2 separate regions of the Mus musculus genome follow, and region 1 is linked to region 2. A link is a loop called in an ENCODE intact Hi-C map of the cell type or tissue named here. Cell type or tissue: left cerebral cortex. All regions are shown on one strand. Each heading gives the region's core, and the rest is flanking DNA. Links, peaks and the distances in the headings are about the cores only. Region 1 holds the start of Nek5 (NIMA (never in mitosis gene a)-related expressed kinase 5). Region 2 overlaps Ckap2 (cytoskeleton associated protein 2).

Region 1 (9,416 bases), core at 398-8,397, 54 kb before region 2:
AGCGGGAAATGAGCTGTTGTAGGTCCAGCAAAGCTTGTAGTTACAGGTTCTCATAGTCAGGTGCCTCCAGGCTCCGAGGCCCTTGGCTAAGCCTGTGCTTTAAGCACCAACAAGCTACCAAGCAATGTACAGGGGCAAAAAAGGTCATCTATACTCGAGTGGTCTTAGCTGTGTAACTGTATCCATTGTAAAATGAATCTTCTAAATCCCATCTCACACGGAATAGACATATATTCCAGTCTATTCAAATAGTCCAGCTCATCCACTCATCTAGCAGCTGTACACTGAGCAGCTACTATCTGCCACATGTAGAGGACCAAAGTCTATATAAAACTCCCTAAATTCATTAAATTGAGGTTTGTGTGTGTGTGAGAGGGGGGGGGAGAGGGAGCTCATACATGCTACACAAATTATTCTACCACTGAGTTGTATTCCCACCCCTAAGTTTCCTGTCTGAAGAAAAAAATAAAGAGCCACACACATTAGCAGAAATGTACCCTGGGGAGCTATTGAAGGCTAGGGGCTTGGGGAAGTCTGAGGGTGAGAATTCAGCTAGACAAAGGACTTCAACAATAACTCAAATGACGAGGAAGAGAAAGATGGGAAGGGTGGATAGAAAGAAGTGTGGTACTTTATTCCCGGACCACCTTTAAACATTATTCAGAGCTCAGGGTGTAATTCAGCTACACAGTAACCCAAGACCAGCCTGGGACATGGAAGACCTCATCTAAAAAGACAAACCTCACCAGACAGGAAACAGAGACCATTTAACTAGAAAGGAAAACGAACACACTTACAAAATAATAAATATACAACTCTTGGGGACACATCTTTTCTAAAGATTTTGAGTTTAATAGGATGCCTTAGTGACAGAAAAGTCTAACCTTGAAACGAGCTGAAGAAGGTTACGATATTGGGATGCTCCATCCTAGCCAGAAGAATCACTTCGTTCTTTGAGGCCTCTTTTTCCTGGAAGGGCATCAAAGGTACACTGAGAGACAGCATGTTTTGTACAGGTAACTTGCTTACAGAGGCACGAGTCCTGCTCACTCCCGTCTGAAACCCCCCAAGATGCCACTGGCTTTAACGTCACTTTTAGAACTTATCTCTTGAAGGCAGGGCCACCATGGAATGAGCACAGTGCCTCATTAAATCCATTAGTTTGTCAGTGATAATTATAGTCAAGAAAATTAATAACCCTGGGGAAATGTCATACTAAAAGTTGGAAACTGGTTACACTTGATGCAGGACTGTATTCCCAGATACCTGGAGACAGACCATCCTGAGCAACATAGTGAGGTCCTATTTCAAGACAAAGCAACAAAACAGGGCTGGAGAGTTGGCTCAGTGGTTAAGAGCACTGATGGCTCTTCCAGAGGTCCAGAGTTCAATTCCCAGCAACCACATGGTGGCTCACAACCCTCCGTAATTGGGTCTGGTGCCCTTTTCTGGTGTGTCTGAAGAGAGCAATGGTGCATAAAATAAAGAAATAAATCTTTTTTTAAAAAAATAAGTAAATGCAAATTATAAATAAATGTGTAACTATATTTTAATCATTCTCTAAGTATCTGTGACTTACTTTATCCTCCAGCATAAGGAAATTCTTCCTAAATCCTAACATTCCAAAAGCAATCACTGCTGAGGAAGAAATGGTCCTATGCTACAAAAGCAAAATTCCAGACTTCAGTAGTCTGAGGCAGGAGGATTCTGAATTACAATAGAAGATCCTGCCTCAAAACAAAATCAAAGCTGGTTTCTTGTGGCCGGCAAGAGAGCTTGGCAGGTAAAGGCACTTGCCACCAAACCCAGTGAGCTAAATTCAATCCCTGAACCCCACATGGTCAAAGGATGGAAAGAACCGATGCCCGCAAGTTATCCTCTGACCTCCACATGTGTGGCGTATCGCACATGCATGCATATGCACACATGTGTGGCATATCCACATGTGTGCACATGCACACAGCAAGTGAATGAATAAATGTAAAAAGAAAACAATCTTACAATTTAATTTTAGTTTTGCAATTTATTATTCTATTTGTCATATAATAATAGTACTTTTTAATTGTTTTGGTGCCTATGCATATTCCCCATTTCTGTCTCCCTCCCCCACCCTCTCTCTCTCTCTGCAAGGGGTGTGCCTCTCTATGTAACTCAGGCTGGCCTAGCTGGGAACTGATGGTTCTCTTGCTTTAGCCTCCAGAGTGTTCGATTACCTGTCTCCTTTCTCCCTAACAGCCTCCTTCTGTGTGTGTGTGTGTGTGTGTGTGTGTGTGTGTGTGTGTGTTGTATATACATATTAAATACACACTCCACCACTGAAACAGCTCAGCCAATATTTTTTAATTGACATTCTCAATCCTAGGTTCTAATCTAAGATCCAGTGTCACATGACTTATTCTAAATAACATGATCAGAACACGAATTTCAGATTTCAAAATGCTTTTTTTTGTTTTGTTTTGGGTTTGTTTTTTTGTTTTTTTGTTTTTTTTTCCAGACAGGGTTTCTCTGTGTAGCCCTGGCTGTCCTGGAACTCACTTTGTAGACCAGGCTAGCCTCGAACTCAGAAATCTGCCTGCCTCTGCCGCCAGGCTCAAAATGCTTTTTAAATTTTAAATTTACTCTGAAAAATGTAGCTACCAGGGTGGTAGAGATGGATGGAGCTGGGGGGCAGGGGGCATAGGGGGTGTGGGAGACAGCAGAGGGAAGGTGTCTTAGTTAGGGTTTTACTGCTATGAACAGACACCATGACCAAGGCACCTCTTATAAGGACAACATTTAATTGAGGCAGGCTTACAGGTTCAAAGATTCAGGCCATTACCATCAAGGCGGGAACATGGCAGCATCTAGGAGGTTCAGGAGGAGCTGAGAGTTTTACTTCTTCATCTGAAGACTGCTAGGAGAAGACTGGCTTCCAGGCAGCTAGGATGGGGTTAATAAAGCCCACACTCACAGTGACATACCCACTCCAACAAGGCCACATCTACTCCAACAAAGCCACACCTCCTAATAGTGCAACCCCCTGGGCTATCAAAGTATTACAGAAAGAAAATGAGAACATGAAGTTAGGTAAAGGGCATGCAGACAAGTCCTTTGTTCAGTGGGAGGAGAGCAGGCCAAGAGAATGAATGCAATACATGTTCCTGGGAGGGTTTCAAGGGGATGAAAGAAGAGAGCATCAGGTGAACCTGAAAATGCACAACTGTGAAAAAGGTATTTGCTTTCATGCTATAGCAAGATTATGGGGGCTGCCTGCCTGCTCAGAGGAGAAGAGGAAGGGGGACAGGAGAAGGACTGTGGTGACCGGGAAGAGGGCAGTGAGCAAGATATAAAGTGAATAAGTAAAGATAAATAAATAAACAAACATAGAAAAATATGGGGGGGGGGGGGCTGGAGGGACGACTCAGTGCCCACTGTTGGAGCAGAAGGCCTAGGTTCAGTTCTTAGCACCCATCAGGTGACTCGGAACTGCCTGTAAATTAAGTTCTGGGGCTTCCAATGCTGCCTGGCCTCTGCAGGTGCTTGCAGTCACAAGGTGCCCATAAATTCACACAGGCACACGTGTATATATGCATAATAAACAAACAAACAAAATTTAAAGCTAGATATACCACTTAAAGTTATCTAAAATTCAAACTTAACTTTACCTTTGTCAAACTGATTTCTTTTATGACACAGTGACTGCTTTCTGATTTATCTTTAGCCAAGTACACCTTCCCAAAGGTGCCTTCCCCAATGATCTTAATCAGGTGAAAGTTATCCATGGCTCCAGGCGTCAGAACTTCCTAAAATGAAGAATAAAACCTTGACTGCACAAGACAACTAGCCGGCAGAAGAGGGATGAAAAGCAAAGGAGCTGTTTGTTAAAACTTTCCACCCAGCGTTTCAGACACACCTAAGGAACTTCCTTCTGGCCACAAGTAACGCTGCGGAAAGGGGTTTAGTTTGGTGGATTCCAAGGTCACGCTGGGATCTTAGACAATTCACCACCTCACAAAGCCTTTCTTCTCTAGCGTCTGAAATGGAAAATTATTTGTGTTTGAAAGAAAGACATGTCGCTTGTCCGGGGTGGGTGGTTGTCTAAAAAGCGGTAAGTCTAAGGGCGAGGCACGCACAGTTCGGGTCTCAGTGGGGACGTGCTGCCTTCTACAGGGAAGCCAGGGAACTCTGTTGGTGTCTGGGGTTCTACGTTGTGGTATTTAAGATGTACTTGGGGCCTTAGGTACTACCTATGCCATCCAAAAGTTGTTGGTCACACACAACAAGGAATCACCAAAACGTCTCTGCAAACCTTATGTAAAGAAAAACCTAATTCGTAATTATCTACCTCTAGAACCAAACTATCACATCTATCTAAGAGGGATTAACTAGTACTTCCTAGGAATAGAAACCGAGGCTTGGTTGGGTCTGGGCATTCTCCAATGAATTGCGCTCCAATTTGGAAAAATACCCCATCTACTGGCTGGCTGTAGGGCTGCAGTCAGTGGGAGATCCAGAGTTCTAGCAACCGCAGTCAGGTGACTGTCCTGGCAACGGGCTCCAGGAGTTTACAGGTGGACTACGCACTCCATTGTAGGTTGCTTTCCTGTTTCCCTTTTATGCCACAGTCAGGGCATAAAGGTTTTTTTTTTTTTTTTTTTTTTTTTTTTTTTTTTTTGCTGTACTGGGAAGCGAACCCAGGACTGCATACATGCAGGGTAGGCATCCTACTATTGAGCTTATTCTTTTGGGAAACCATTATTGAAACAGGTCTAAGCTGTTCACGTAGGCCTTGAGTTTGTCACCCTCCTGCCTCAGGCACAATGCAGACTTCTAAAGCCTTGGGTGGTCAACTATAGGTTGTTTTCCTATAATTTCAAGACGGGGACTTCTAAGTTGTCAGCGTAGGGCAACAGCCAGCATGTGGGCGGGAGACCAGAGTTCAGAACTTTTGTAGCTTGTGCGTTGTCATGGAAACCGACGCAGCCCAGTGAGCGGGGCTTCCTAGTTGCCGCCCTGTTTACTCCTGCCTAGATTCCCATTTCTCTCCCCTCAGCTTCGAGGGGCCCGCGACAGCTCCGGAAAAATGAACACATTGGGCTCAGCTTACCTGCTCGGCGGGCGTTAAGCAGTGAGCATGGAAGAATCGGTGCTCCAGCCGCTAAGCCTCCCAGACGCAGGGGCAGGGCCACCCTCGCCCGGGGGAGAGAGAGGGGGAAGTGGGCGGAGTGCTGGGCGGGAGCAGAGGAGAACCCCAGGGCTCATTTCCAGGTACCCCGGGTCTTCCCGCTCCTCCGCTCTATAATAAATAAGTCAGAGGTGGGACAAGCACACTTTTATTGGTCTGAGAGTTGGCAACCTGTAGCTTGGTGTCTGAGGATGCAGGAGGAGGCGGGACAAAGTCTGAGAAGGTTTTGTAGTGGAGAGTAGGGAATGGGAGAAATCACTCCAAGGGCAAACTTTCCCAAAACTGCGGGGTGGAAGATATGTCAGATTCTTGTTGCAGCCTTCGGGTTCCAGGGAGTGTGCTGGGGTGGCCATTTTCCAGAATTCTATGAACAGCATTTTTTTTTTTAAAGCCTCGGACCTGTTTTCTGGGTGGCCTTTTGCGCACGGAGTTAGGGGCAACTTTCCTAAGGTCCCCAGCATGCTAAGCAGTGTACAGCTGTAACATACTCCCAGGAGGAAGCATGTTTCTCATGCAAGGTCTTTTTTTTTTTTCTTAAAGAATTACTAATTTTACATAAATGAGCACACTGTTGCTGTCTTCAGACACACCAGAAGAGGGCATCAGATCTCATTACAGATGGTTGTGAGACACCATGTGGTTGCTGGGAATTGAACTCAGGACCTCTGGAAGAGCAGTCAGTGCTACTAATTGCTGAGCCATCTCTCTAGCTCTCATGCGAGGTCTTAATTACTGCTGAAAGGTGTATGTCAGAAAAGAACCTGGGTCCACTAACAAACCCCAGGTGCTGCCCAGTGATCTGCAACCTAGCATTTCCTGAGAGTCACGTTGCAATAGGTTACCTGTGGGAATATATAACTTTCGGGGTGGTACTCACACAGCAAGATAGCTATATCCAGTGGAATCTAAAACCCGTAACCATTTCATACCCCCCCCCCCCCGTTATCCAGCCCCCTCCACAAAAAAGCTCACTTCTCTAAAAGCGGACATCACACCTTTTTTTTCCCCCTCTTTTATCTACATTCTACTTCCTGGGACAGAATTTTATAAAAATGTAATCCTCTTAATGTTTGAAATTCTTACTGATTCCCATGTTCCGAAAGAATCGTATAACTGGAAATTAGTATTTCCTGACTACAGCATTTGTTTTGTTTTATAGTAGTATGCTACTGATTGAAATAAAATTTTAAAATCAAATTATCTTGGAAATTAATTCCTTAAAAATCTAATGGGTTCCACATGGGCAACAGTGGACTTCTTAGAACAGATGAAGTGTTGTTGTTGTTGTTGTTGTTGTTGTTGTTTCCCCCCCTGTAGACAGGGTTTCAGTATGTACCCCTGGTTGGCCTGGAACTCAGAGAGGTCCAGATGCCTGCCTCTGCCTCCTGCTGAAACTAAAGATGTGTGTTACACCCAATCCCCTTTCTTTTTAAAAAGCTACCAGGGCTGGCAGATCTCACCCAAAGAAGCAAACACAAGGAAGTTTGGTTTAAAATAGAAATCATCTGATTTTCAAGAGGATTCGCAATCTGACTTACTCTCAGCGGGAAGATACACAAGTGATCTCAAGTTTGCTTTGTCTGATGGGCTGTGATGTCTGTATCTGGCGATTAGAGCGGACAGAGGCGCGGAGGGTGACGTCTATGGAAGTTGAGTGTCTTGGAAATACTAATGGAGATGGATGCTTTCTTGAGCATGTAACATCATCGGGAGAGCGTGGAGACAATGTTTAAGGGACTGACCTAGGAAGGGTGATGACAGCAACAGAGGCCACGCACAAGCTCTGCACTCTGGATGCTAACTTGTTCCTCAGAGCATTGAGGGTGAACGATTTGGACACTGCTCTGGACGTGTACTGGTCTGAACAACCAAGCAGGTGGTCGCAAGCCATGTTCCTCACCATCAGGGAAAGCAGACATAGAAAAAGAGCAAGAAGAGACACCTGAATTACTCCGTGACTTCTGTATGAGGCAGTGCTTGACTCAATACATACACATGGGGATGCACAGAACACGGATATGTAGACAGCGCAGATATCCCTCGAGCAACCAGCACACTCGGCAAGCACACTCAACACCCAGACACTGGCTTTTAACCCAGTGAGAGGAACCATGACCTCTTGGGGGGAAAATGGTTGATCCTGGGGCTGGAACAGAGAAGGTATAGGTTGATCCTACTTCATCTTGTTAGTAAAAGGGCAAGAACATCACAAAAGGACACAGGAACCATCTGGAAAGAATGAAGCTGCCAAACCCATGACTCGGTGTAACATTATACTTTTGACCAACAGTGGTAGGACTTAACACCTCTCAGCTTCAGTGTGGCCTGAGTTAGTGACAGTGAACTGACTGGGACATGGAAGTTTAGTACCTGTGATGGTAGGGAAGCCTAAGAGGTACTGAGTTACTACTGCTTGGGGCAAGCAGCATCTGAGGCATGCCACGGCGACATCATGTACTCCTTGACAGGACATGAGGAGGACAGACCTTACCTTTGTGAAGATTGCTGGACATACCCAAATGGAGGATAAAAACAAAATACGTAACCAGCACTCCTCAGAAATGGCAAGGACAGACAGACAGACAACCTCGGGACCATGGGAGACTAACCCTGACTATGTGACTAAGTTCAAGGAGATGTCCAGGTGGAGTGTGAATTTACACAGCAGCCATTGCATGTTAGGATAAACAAAAGATGGGCGGAGGTGTAGCTGTGGTACAAAACCTGCCTGACATTCATAAGGTCCTGGGTTTGATCCCCAGCATTGATAAAAAGGGAGGGGGGGGTTAACTATAAGCTACTTATAGCTGGCATGTCATCAGGTCCTGATAAATGACTGGACCATATGGGGTGAGGAGAAACCTGTTTATACCTGTTTCTTCTTTGGGGACAGAGTCTCCCTTCTTTAAAGTTTTCTAGCATTAAATGTGGAGATCTAACATCCTGCATGTAATGTGCATGGCGCCCCACCTCACTGAATAACACGTTCTAGGGACACAGGTCGTATCTCTTCAGCTGGATCTCTGCCTCCAGACCAGGACTGCAATCTTCTGGCAAGCTCTGGAGCCACCCACTCCTCCCATGGCTGATCCCCTGACCTCTGACCCTTTTGTAAATGCTCTAAGGAACATTGAAAGGCAGCTGGTAGTTGGTAAGTATCACTGGAAATCATCTTGAAGCATATCCAAACTGGGTATTATTGAAAACCAGCACACACGGTTATGCCATAGCTTAATGTATTTAGATCCTTAAACCTTTAGGAAATGTGAGAGTGTTACATGGTAATTGGGGATAACAGGCACTGGACAGCTGTAACTGTTGCCGTGAGTGTTCCTATGAGGTAGGCGTTGTTACTCTCATTGTATAGTTGAGAAGATTTGGGATCAAAGGAGTTAAGTCATTTCCTAGTGTCACACACATGGTGGCCGGCAGACGAGCATGGCATCTCCGTTCTGTCGGAACACAAGGCATGAAGCATCTGCTAGACTTCCGTTGTGTTGAAATCTCGCAAGGGTTCTGGATTGCTTTGTAAACTTGCGATATACATTTTCTCAGTCCTCACTTCCATTCCCAGCCATCAGTGTCTCTCGCCAGTGTCTCTCGCCAGTGTCTTGCCATGACTCAGGCACGTTCTCCGAGGAGTTGTCCACCAGGTCCATCCCCGTATCCTACGTGCTTCTTTAGTTCTGACACCCAATCAGGGTTTTCGTTATCTTCCTCAAAGTCCCTGGCGGGGGAAGGATAAAACAATTTGGATAATGAGCCTCTGTATTAGGGGCACGGTCTGTGCTTGCTAGTGAGTTCAATGAAGATTTCTTCCATACAATATTTAAGTTTTTGTAAATTCGGAATTCCATAAGGTAATCGAGTAGAGGGAAAAAAAATGTTCTAAAAAAAAGTGTCACTGTGGGTTTTTTTTTACCCTAATATATCATAAAATAAAAGCCAGATATAGCTATACAAGCACAAGCCCCAGCACTAGGAAGCAGATTCAGGGGGAGCCTGGTGCGCATGCCCACATCCCAGCACTAGGAAGCAGATTCAGGGGGAGCCTAAAGGTCTCAGAACTCAGAAACAAAAGAAGCCTTGGTGAAAGAATACTGTGTGCAGAATGCAGCCGGAAATTCATGATGAAATTTTAGTATTGTCCACCACACAGCAGCAGAGGTGCTGTTTAGGATAGAAAGTGGTATAGTTCTTACTAAATCTGAAATTATTGCAGTATGGTATGGCGTGTATTCCATTCCCCAAT
Region 2 (9,416 bases), core at 583-8,582:
GATCACATAGATGGTTGTAAGCAACCATGCGGTTGCTGGGAATTGAACACAGGTTCTCTGGAAGAGCAATCCATGCTCTTAACTGCTGAGCCATCTCTCTGAATATCTTGAGCTTGTCAACCCAACATATTTCACTTGTTCAAACTGTACTACCTGATAGATGATAAAAGCATTCACTATGTTCCTCAAAGCCACCATGCTTGCTAATATAAGAATATTTAAAAATAGAAGCCCTGGTTCATAGTCCTAGTTTCAGAATTTAGTTCTAGAACAATCAATCCTATTTTCAATTTTGTGGCTAATTTTGCTTCTTGTTCCCAAGTCTCTGCCTCGGTATCATCTCTGTCTTTACGCTACAATTTCTGCCTTAGCCTTGGCTCGCACTTCTGTATCACTGCACCAGGGCCATAGTTTACTTTTTGTAATATCCTTTCTGTTCCATTATGGGACATGCATAGGAGGTTATTTTGTGCTAAAATATTCTCGGTTTCATTAAATTTATAGTTCAGCTGGTATCTATTTTCTAAAGTCTTTTTTTTTTTTTTGGTTTTTCGAGACAGGGTTTCTCTGTGTAGTCCTGGCTGTCCTGGAACTCACTCTGTAGACCAGGCTGGCCTTGAACTCAGAAATCCGCCTGCCTCTGCCTCCCGAGTGCTGGATCAAAGGCGTGCGCCACCACGCCCGGCTTATTTTCTAAAGTCTTATAACCCTCGGTACACAGGTGAAAAGTTTTAGGAGGTTGGAAAGCATAATGCAGTCCTTGCAGCCTTCACTGTTTCTGCTGCTACCATCTCCCCTGCTCTCCCACTGAACTCCACCAAGTCCTCTTGTTTCCTTTAAATAGCCATCAGGACCATACATAAAATCACAATCGGATCGAACTGCACAGTGATGTGCTGCTCCAAAACAACTCGGTGCATTTTGATCTTACCTGAGCCCCTGCCAGGATGGCCTTCTCATAGATTGAGATAATATTTTCAATAGGACTTGTGATTGGTTCAATACGTACAAGACATATCCAATATTTAACAAGTTTTTTGGCATCTGGAATATTATGAATCAGGTCATTCAATGTAGCCAAAATTTCTTCTTTTGGGCATCCCTAAAATACCAAGAAATAAAATGTGAGCTACAGACTATAAACAATAATCTGACTATAGTCAAGAACAGTGAGCAATATAAAAGGCTGACAGAAGGATCTGGAAACATGACTCAGCAGTCGAGAGTACTTGATGTTCTACCACAGGATCCAAGTTGGTGGTTTTTACCACCCAGGCTGGGCAGCTCTCAACTGACCATAACCTCCACAGTCAGTGGACCCAACACCTTCCAGCCGCTGCTGCCATCTGAGCATGTGTGGCACACATACACATCTCAGCACATAAGTAAAATAACAGCAACAACAAACCTTAAAACATTTCTAAATCATAGAATGTATAAAGATAAGGGCTCTACCAAGAGGGCTGGAGAAATGGCTCAGCATTTAAGAGCACTAGCTGTTCCTCCAGAGGATCTGGGTTCAATTCCCAGCACACACATGGTGGCTCACAACCATCCTTAACTCCAGTTCCAGATGATCTAGCACCATTTTCTAGCCTCTACAGGCACCAGGAATGCACATGGACATAAATACAGACAAAACAGCCATACACATTAAAAGCAAAGAAACAAACAAAAAAGACTACCTCATTAATAAGGTTCAGGCATTCAGAAATAGTTTTGTTTACTTTTTCAGTAAATAATCTCTGCTCATCTTCTTCTGCCATGGTAGTCCAAAAGGACCCAACTGGGTTTTCACTTTGTCCCTTTGGCTCAGCCTGGGTGACTACTGAATGAGGAGGTCGTTTTAGCCCCTTTCCTTTGCCAGTTCTCCACTCCGTCATCTGAGCTCTACAACCAGAAACAGCACATAGACATTACTTAGATTTTGATGGCGACTTCCTGCTAAGTGGAATAATTAAATATAGTTCAGATCTGGGCTGGAGAGACAGCGCAGCCGCACCAGCCACTCTTCCAAAGGACCCTGGTTTGATTCCCAGCACCACATGGTGCATTACAACCATTTCTAACTCCAGGTCCAGAGGATCTGGCGCCCTCTTCTGGCCTCCGTGGGCACCAGGAACACACATGGTACAAAGACATACATACACATAAACCACCCATACACAAATCACAACAACCTCAAGTCTATCCATCGTTCTAAACTGCTGGAACAGATCTGTCTGCAGAGAAACTCTTGAACATAACAAGATTAGATAGATAGATATTAGAACTGGGGAGACGGCTAAGAGGTTAAGAGTGCTTACTGCTCTTGCCAAAGGACCCAGGCTTGGTTCCTTACACCAACATCAAGAGGCTCACAACCACCTGTAACTCCACTTCCAGAGGAGCCAATGCTCTCACGCATATAAAGAAAATAATAAATAACACCTCCCCCAAAAGAAGCCAAGATTAGGTTTTTAAGCGAATAAATTATAAGTATTTCTCAACTGTTCTTAATTGTCCAGCTGAAATCAAAAGCAACCAGTAAACCACACTTAAACACATAACTTTTTGGTCTTCTTGTTCCATACATAAATTTGCCTGTGAGGCAGAAAATAATAAATTAAAGAAATTCTAATACGTTCAAGGAAGTTACAAAGGTAAATCCACAAATGGTATTCTACTGAAAACTAGGCAAACAAAGTGAGCTTCATCCACTCACTTCCTCTCTGCGGTGGTGTCCTTGAGCTGAGCTGATCTATGAACACTTGCTCCTGCAATCGTGTATCTGCGCTGGTCAGTATCTTTTGGCTTTACCATCAGTCTGGTATTAGACGAATCAGTCCTGGCTGCATCTTTAGATGCTATGCTTCTTGATGGGGCCTGAGAAGAACCGGCTTTGACAACGGACACAACTGGTTCTGATCGATGTGACTCCTTGTCAAGCATCCCTTTTCTGACTGTAACATTGGCAAGCGGCCTGCTGAGGCCCTGTTTCGCAGCTCCGTGGGAACTACTGTGGAGGCTTCGGATAGGTGGTCGCACAAGTGTGTCCTTCGACGCAGTGCTCACAGGTTTAGCGTCTGCAAACTTGGTGGCAGCAGCTGTAGTTGAGGCTTTTACGCTGACGGTGTTCGCAGGCTCACTCTGAGCCTTCATGGCTTTAGACACAGTAGTGGGAAGTTTCTTGGTTGTTGTAAGACTCTCGCCTTTGACACTGGGAAGCTTTCTAAATGAATTAATCTTAGACTGAACAATCTGGCCATGATAATAGCCAAGCACTCGCTTTTTAGACACATTACTGTCTTGTTTGGGCTTCTCTGCAGTCATTTGCATCTTTTTATTGTCTTTATGGTGACATGCCGGGTCTAATGTCACAGTCTGACCTGGCAAATCATCTCTTGTAGATAATAACTGCACAGCTTGAACATTATCCTTTGAATTATGTATTTCTGAGCTGGTTACTTCTCCAGCTTTTAATGGAATGCAGTTTTTCTCAACTGTACTTTCAATATTTTCTTTATCAGCCTAGAAGAGTTAAAAGAAATCATTATCTCAGAATCCATTTCTTCATAAAGAGTACAGGAAGGTCTGAGGGCTAGACATGTATCTTACCACTTCTGTTTTGAGTTTCACAACTTTTTTCCCTTCTTGGACCCGATCCTCAGATGTTATCATTTTCTGATCTCTATTAATTAAAAGAAAAAAAAATTTCTGTACAAAGGAAATGTGCTTTCAGGGAAGAGGCAAGAGAATATCTAATAATATTTTATTATTTATTGAGGTCATTCAAGGCCCCAGGATCTTTAACTGTAAATTAAAGCAAGAAATGAATTAAGATTTGGTTATTCTAAGCAAAATATAGTTAGTGGAGTAAAAACGTGGGTTTAAAAATTTCAGCCCAATTTTCTTTTTTTTTAGCTATAGACTAGTATAATATCTGACTACCCTTAGCAAAATGATACCAATTATGTACAAAAATCAAGGTAGGAATGTAAATGAAGAAATATCTAATAAAAAAATTGCTTAATTAAAAAAAATCAAGGTAGGAAATAAAATATTGTCATCTAGACACTTGAGTAATTCCAAAACAGAGTCACAAATTCAGCATATGCTAAAATGTGTATATAGTGCTATTTGGTAGAACTGACAAAATCTGTTATTCCTATAACTAATAAAACTTTAATTCCTACCAACTACAAAGTAAAGTTAATATCCCCAAACACTGCTTTTCTATTGATGAAATCTACACACACAGAGGGCCACCTGATGTCCTCAAAAGTCACTGACTCAAGTATTAGTCACACCTGAAAGGTTCTTTGTTTAGTTTTGCTTTTGTTTGTTGAGACAGGGTCTCTATTTAGAAATCAGCTCTGTAGACCAGGCTGCCTTTCAAGTACACAGATCCTCCGGCTTCAGCTCAGTGCTGGGATTAAAAGCACGTGACACCACACCAAGCCTTAAAAGATTCTTTTACTGCAACATCTAGGCTACTGTTTTACCAAACAACTGGGCACTGTAGCCTGAAAGACACATGGAATTATCCATCTCAGCTGCAGTGGTACCAACCCATGATCTATACTTGGGGACAGAAGAAACTCAAGTTTGAAACTTGAGTGTTTGAATGCATTCAAAACCAAACACCGATGTTGACAGCACAGCATATCTCCTAAGTCAGTATTTCAGTACACATACATACACTTTGCTCTAAAACTCTTTCCTCTTGGACCCGGGATGGCTCAGTAGATGCAGATGACTGCCACAATTTGATTCACAGAGCCCACAAGCCTGAAGGCTACTTTGGCCTGCACATGTGTACAGTACCTTGAATACACATACACAATAGGTGTACAAAAATGAATTGCTTCCCTTTAAGAGTCTAAACATATGTGTAAAACGATGATCAGGTGCATCACCTACATCAAGCAGCTGCTGGTACAAACCGAGATGGGCCCAAAGTGTTGACTCACACCACAACTTTGAAGACGGGATACCAAAAGAGAGGGTATAATGCCGTAATACTTTTTCTTTGTGGTGCTGAAGGGTAGCAGGCATTCTACTACTAAAATACATTTCCAGACCTCTTAATACTTTTAAATATCGCATGTTGAAAATGATAATATCTGGAATCATAACTGGGTTAAGTGTTAAAAATCATTTCATTTTAAAGTTAAAAGTGGTTAGTAGGAAGTAAAAATTACAAATGAGCTGGGTGTGGTAGCGCATGCCTTTAATCCCAGCGTGCTCGGGAGGCAGAGGCAAGTGGATTTCTGAGTTCGAGGCTAGCCTGTTCTACAAAGTGAGTTCCAGGACAGCCAGGGCTACACAGAGAGACCCTGTCTCAAAAAACCAAAAAAAAAAAAAAAAAAAATTAAAAAAAAAATTACAAATCGGGTGCATGTTAGGTTCTTAGTGCACAACTCTAATGTAATTCTCCAGAACTGAATTAAACTTCACCTCACCTGGATATCTGATTTTCTTGTTTGTATGGAAACACTGTTTTTCGTATTAACAGATATTCCTTGAGTTTTTGTTTTCTTTGTTCTAGAGAGGAAAGAGCAACAAAATCAACTTTAGTTAAAACATCAACTATGACAGAGTAAAAGGTTATTTTTCTTGGAAAAATTATTCTGAGATAGTGTTTTTATATTAATATTGATGAAGAGGAAATTCAAATTAATAGAATTGATGTCATAAGTATTTGCTAATGGATTTGCTTAGGAGACATTAAATCATACAAAGTCCTGGTCTACTACAAAGTACCTTGTGCTCTTATCAGTAAAAACGTAATTCTGCCAGGTGGGCAAGAGGACCCTCAGTAACAACTATTTGAGAAAATGAAAAAAAAGTACTTAAATAGCTCTAGCCATATCTTTGCTATATCAATCTCCCATCTGCCTAACTGGCCAGACTCATAGTCTCTTAATTGCTCAAAGTGTAACCTGGAGCCAAGACCTGAACCAGATTTAATGACTGCATATATAAAACACTCTAGCCTCCAGTGTATGTAAGTTATTGAAATCTTCTCTTCAAAGCCACGTCTCCTTGGACATCAGCCAGAGCTGGACAAGTGCTGTAAAAGAGCATTTCCTCCATTAGTCCCTAAGTCAGGCGTGGAGCAACTCCTCTCTGCGAAAGCAGGTGATTTCTATAACATGGAGGCTCCCAGTGTGACCTACAGAGCTGGTGCCTCTGTGCTGCTCGAAAGCGTTCACATGGCTGGAGAGGAGTCCTGCGAAGAGTGCCCCCAACCAGTTTCCAGTACTTCCTCTGAGGGCACTCCAAACTCTCCACTCTCATCAATGGTCCAGGCTCATTCAGAGACAAGAAAAGCTCACAGGAAAGAAGCAGGATAAGGTAAAATGGCAAGACTGGCCCCCAGGTCTCAACCAGGCTCCACCCCATAGGGGAGAGAGGGCTCAGAACAAGCCCTAAGGAAGCTTCCTAGGAGAGCTGACAAGAAGGTTTCCCATTAAGAAAACGGTGGCGGGGAATGGTGTAACCTTGGATTGAAAGTTAAGTGAAGGTCCTGCCTGTTTGGCAGCCAGGAGAAGTCTCCTGCAGAGACCCCCTTTTTCCCCCCCACGCAGAGGAAGAACTTTCTTTGAGAAATTAGCTGCCTGTTCAGCTGGATTGTGCCATATAAACCAGACTCCACCTTCATCCTGAAGCCTGCTCCCTTTGTGCTCCCAGATTAGAGCTGCTGGCTCGGCTCTTCTCTCTCTCTCTCTCTCTCTCTCTCTCTCTCTGTGTGTGTGTGTGTGTGTGTGTGTGTGCACACGCGTGCGCAAGTGCATGCGTGAGTGTGCCTAGCGTATACAAAGCTCTGAGGTTCATCCTCCCAAACAAATAAATAAATAAATAAATAGCATCAAATGTCCTAATTGAGTGAAAATTGCAGGGAACACCATTTCAATATAGGGTTCCAGAAACAACTGTGTAGAGAGAGGTGTGTGTGTGTGCATCTGACACAAAAGGTGCAATTAAAACGTAGGGCTCCTCCTTTCATAAAGAGGAAGGAGTTTTGATTCTTGCTCAGAACAAGAAAATGGCTCTGGGTTTTTTAAAAGAAAGGAAAGGCTCCTTTGGCAGGTTACTCCAATGGCCCATATAGTCTTCTCCACCAAGCCCTGCCTGGGATAAACACTGGCCAAGACCCAGGCATCCTGGCCAGCCAGTTTTTCTGTGCTGTAAAGCTGTGGTCTCCAAAGGGAGACTGAAGGTCTTAACTCACTCTTTGCACTGAATCTCCAAGCCTGCTTCCTCTGAGACAGTCTTTCTGTTCTTGGTACTGACTCCTCTGCCTTATACCCGTGGTCTGCCTTACCAACCCTAGATACTCTTTTGGTTTTGTTCCCACTTTTCAGCTATAAAGACATGGGGGTGGGGGGACTGACAAAGTTTCCTGAGGTCCCTTCGATGTCTGTTTTTTATGGTTTAATAGGTTATAATACCTGTAAGCTTAAAAGAGCCAAACGGGAAAAATAAACTAGAGGTTTAACCCACAGAGGAACCAAGCTCTTCCTGCATCATAGAATCATTATATTCTGTATAATCAAGACCTGTAATTTGATGTATTCATACTCAGGTTTTCTCAGTGTCTGTCCGCATCTACAGACACCCACAAACTCCTTATGGGTATACAGATCACCGGCTTCCTCTGTCTTACAGAGAAACAAATACCTTTTGGGTATGGGTAATGTTGGAAAAGCCCCAAACTAGCTCTGGAGGTGAGATTTGGCCTGCCCATTTCAGGCTGGCCCCTGACCCTGTGACAGGAACAGAACAGCCCAGGAAAAAAGTCATTGTGTGCTTGAGGACAGGTAAAAGGTAAATTATGCCCAAAAGAGGCTACTACTATTACTTAGCTCATGGTATAGAGGTGCCTATAATAAAGCAGATAGTGAGAAACGTACACCTGGGGAGGGTCTCTCAATCATAACTCCAGCACACAGAGCCCCCTCAGCCACATTCTGTTAGAGGATGGACACATGAAATTAAGCCTCTATATACTATATAGGTCACAAAGGCTGTCTTAGGTTTTCTGTAAGGTTTGCCTAGAAACTTACAGGGCCTAATGTCTTAACGGTATGCTTGTTCACAGGTAGTATTCATTTATTGCATTACTCTATGTGTGTAATTTGGAATCAACTTTCCTTTATTAAAGTGATGGTGCATAATACATTCTAGCTAGACAATGGCCATCTTCAGAACTCCAGCTGTGTCTATTAAAATAATCACAGCTGGGCTTGTTAAATGTTAATATCCCTACAAGGAGGAGACAGGCAAGGCCAGTGTACCCTCTCCTGAGTATCCAGGCCCAACTGCATGAGGCCTCAAGGTTTCTAGAGATTGTGTATAAGGACTGGGAAAAACTGGGAGGTCAGGGGGGGACTTATGTAGCTTGGGAAAGTTGCTATACTTAGTGGGTAGAAGCCCAGGGGAAAACAGATACACACACACATACATACACCTCTTTTAGGAAAATTTCTTATAGCAAATGATAAATTTATTTGTTATGGTTATTTAATTTTTTGCTTGTTTCTTTTCAATACAGGGTTTTTTTGCGTAGCTCTGGCTATCCTGGAACTCTCTTGCTAGACCAGGCTAGCCTGCCAGCCTCTGCCTAAAGGTGTGTACCACCACGCCCAGCTGGATGTTTACAGTGTTTAAATTGTTTGGTCAAGGTGATTCATACGTAAAGGTTAAGATAGCTGCACGTTTCTGGGACTATAAAAATAGTTTACCATCTAAAACTACAATCCTGGAAGTTCAGCTCTCTGAGTCCTCTACCCGCCGGTTTGTTCTCATTTATACAGAATGTTCTCTCATTCAAGATTCTTGCTCTTTCTAAGTCTTTCTCAGGATCAGTGAGACAATAAAAGGTTAAATTCTTTTAGATAGAATAAATCAGATTAAAAAAAAAAGAGAGACAAAACCATAAAAGCTTAAAGCGAAGTCAGAGTAGGTCTGACTATGTTCAAGGGGCCTTGTAGAGGATGGCTTAGACAGTATACTCAAGGGTTACAGTGACTGCTCCTGTGGATACAGGGTAACAAAAGCTGACTGAGACACGCATGTCTTGTCCTGTGTGTCTCTGCTAACTTTGTTAAGCTTTAAACATCTGGAGAAACTGTGGTCAGAATTAAGTGTACACTTGTTATTCTTAGGTCTCCTTGGGACAACCAATCCTCCAGTTCTCCGCTATAATTACACTTGTGATAAAATAAGCTACTTGATATAAAAGATCTTACAAATTGACTTAGACTTTGTAAAACTATACTATACAGGATAATGAAGTTCCCAGTTTCTCCATGGACTGAACTTATCATATAAAGTGTATTACCTTAGTATTTAAAAGAGCTTCAGTTCAGAAACTGTCTTTTGTTTGTTTGTTTGTTTGTTTGTTTGTTTGTTTTTCGAGACAGGGTTTC

What was found. A loop is a pair of places that touch in the nucleus more often than their neighbours do. Peaks named below come from ENCODE experiments on the same cell type or tissue, not always from the same donor. Only the 100,000 strongest peaks of a DNase experiment are listed, where the experiment ranks them.
Region 1: it touches region 2 in a loop (6-fold over the local background); 1 of 42 quality-filtered maps calls a loop at or near these places.

Annotation. Positions count from the first base shown.
Region 1 is chr8:22,119,900-22,129,315 of GRCm38, forward strand. It overlaps Nek5 (NIMA (never in mitosis gene a)-related expressed kinase 5), which reads right to left and starts at 5,168. Exons shown (of 19, transcript NM_001347318.2): 1 at 5,087-5,168; 2 at 3,645-3,782; 3 at 885-969. The coding sequence starts at 3,761. It overlaps Nek3 (NIMA (never in mitosis gene a)-related expressed kinase 3), which reads right to left. Exons shown (of 16, transcript NM_011848.4): 16 at 8,384-8,891. The coding sequence ends at 8,786. In left cerebral cortex, for the core only: a CTCF peak has its summit at 4,444; DNase peaks (open chromatin) are centred at 4,473, 4,970 and 5,183; H3K4me3 peaks cover 542 bases.
Region 2 is chr8:22,174,070-22,183,485 of GRCm38, forward strand. It overlaps Ckap2 (cytoskeleton associated protein 2), which reads right to left. Exons shown (of 9, transcript NM_001004140.2): 2 at 5,445-5,526; 3 at 3,598-3,670; 4 at 2,705-3,510; 5 at 1,686-1,890; 6 at 932-1,102. Among named protein-coding and RNA genes, the nearest start is that of Ckap2, 7.0 kb to the right of the region's middle. In left cerebral cortex, for the core only: no CTCF peak of the experiment used is centred there; no DNase peak of the experiment used is centred there.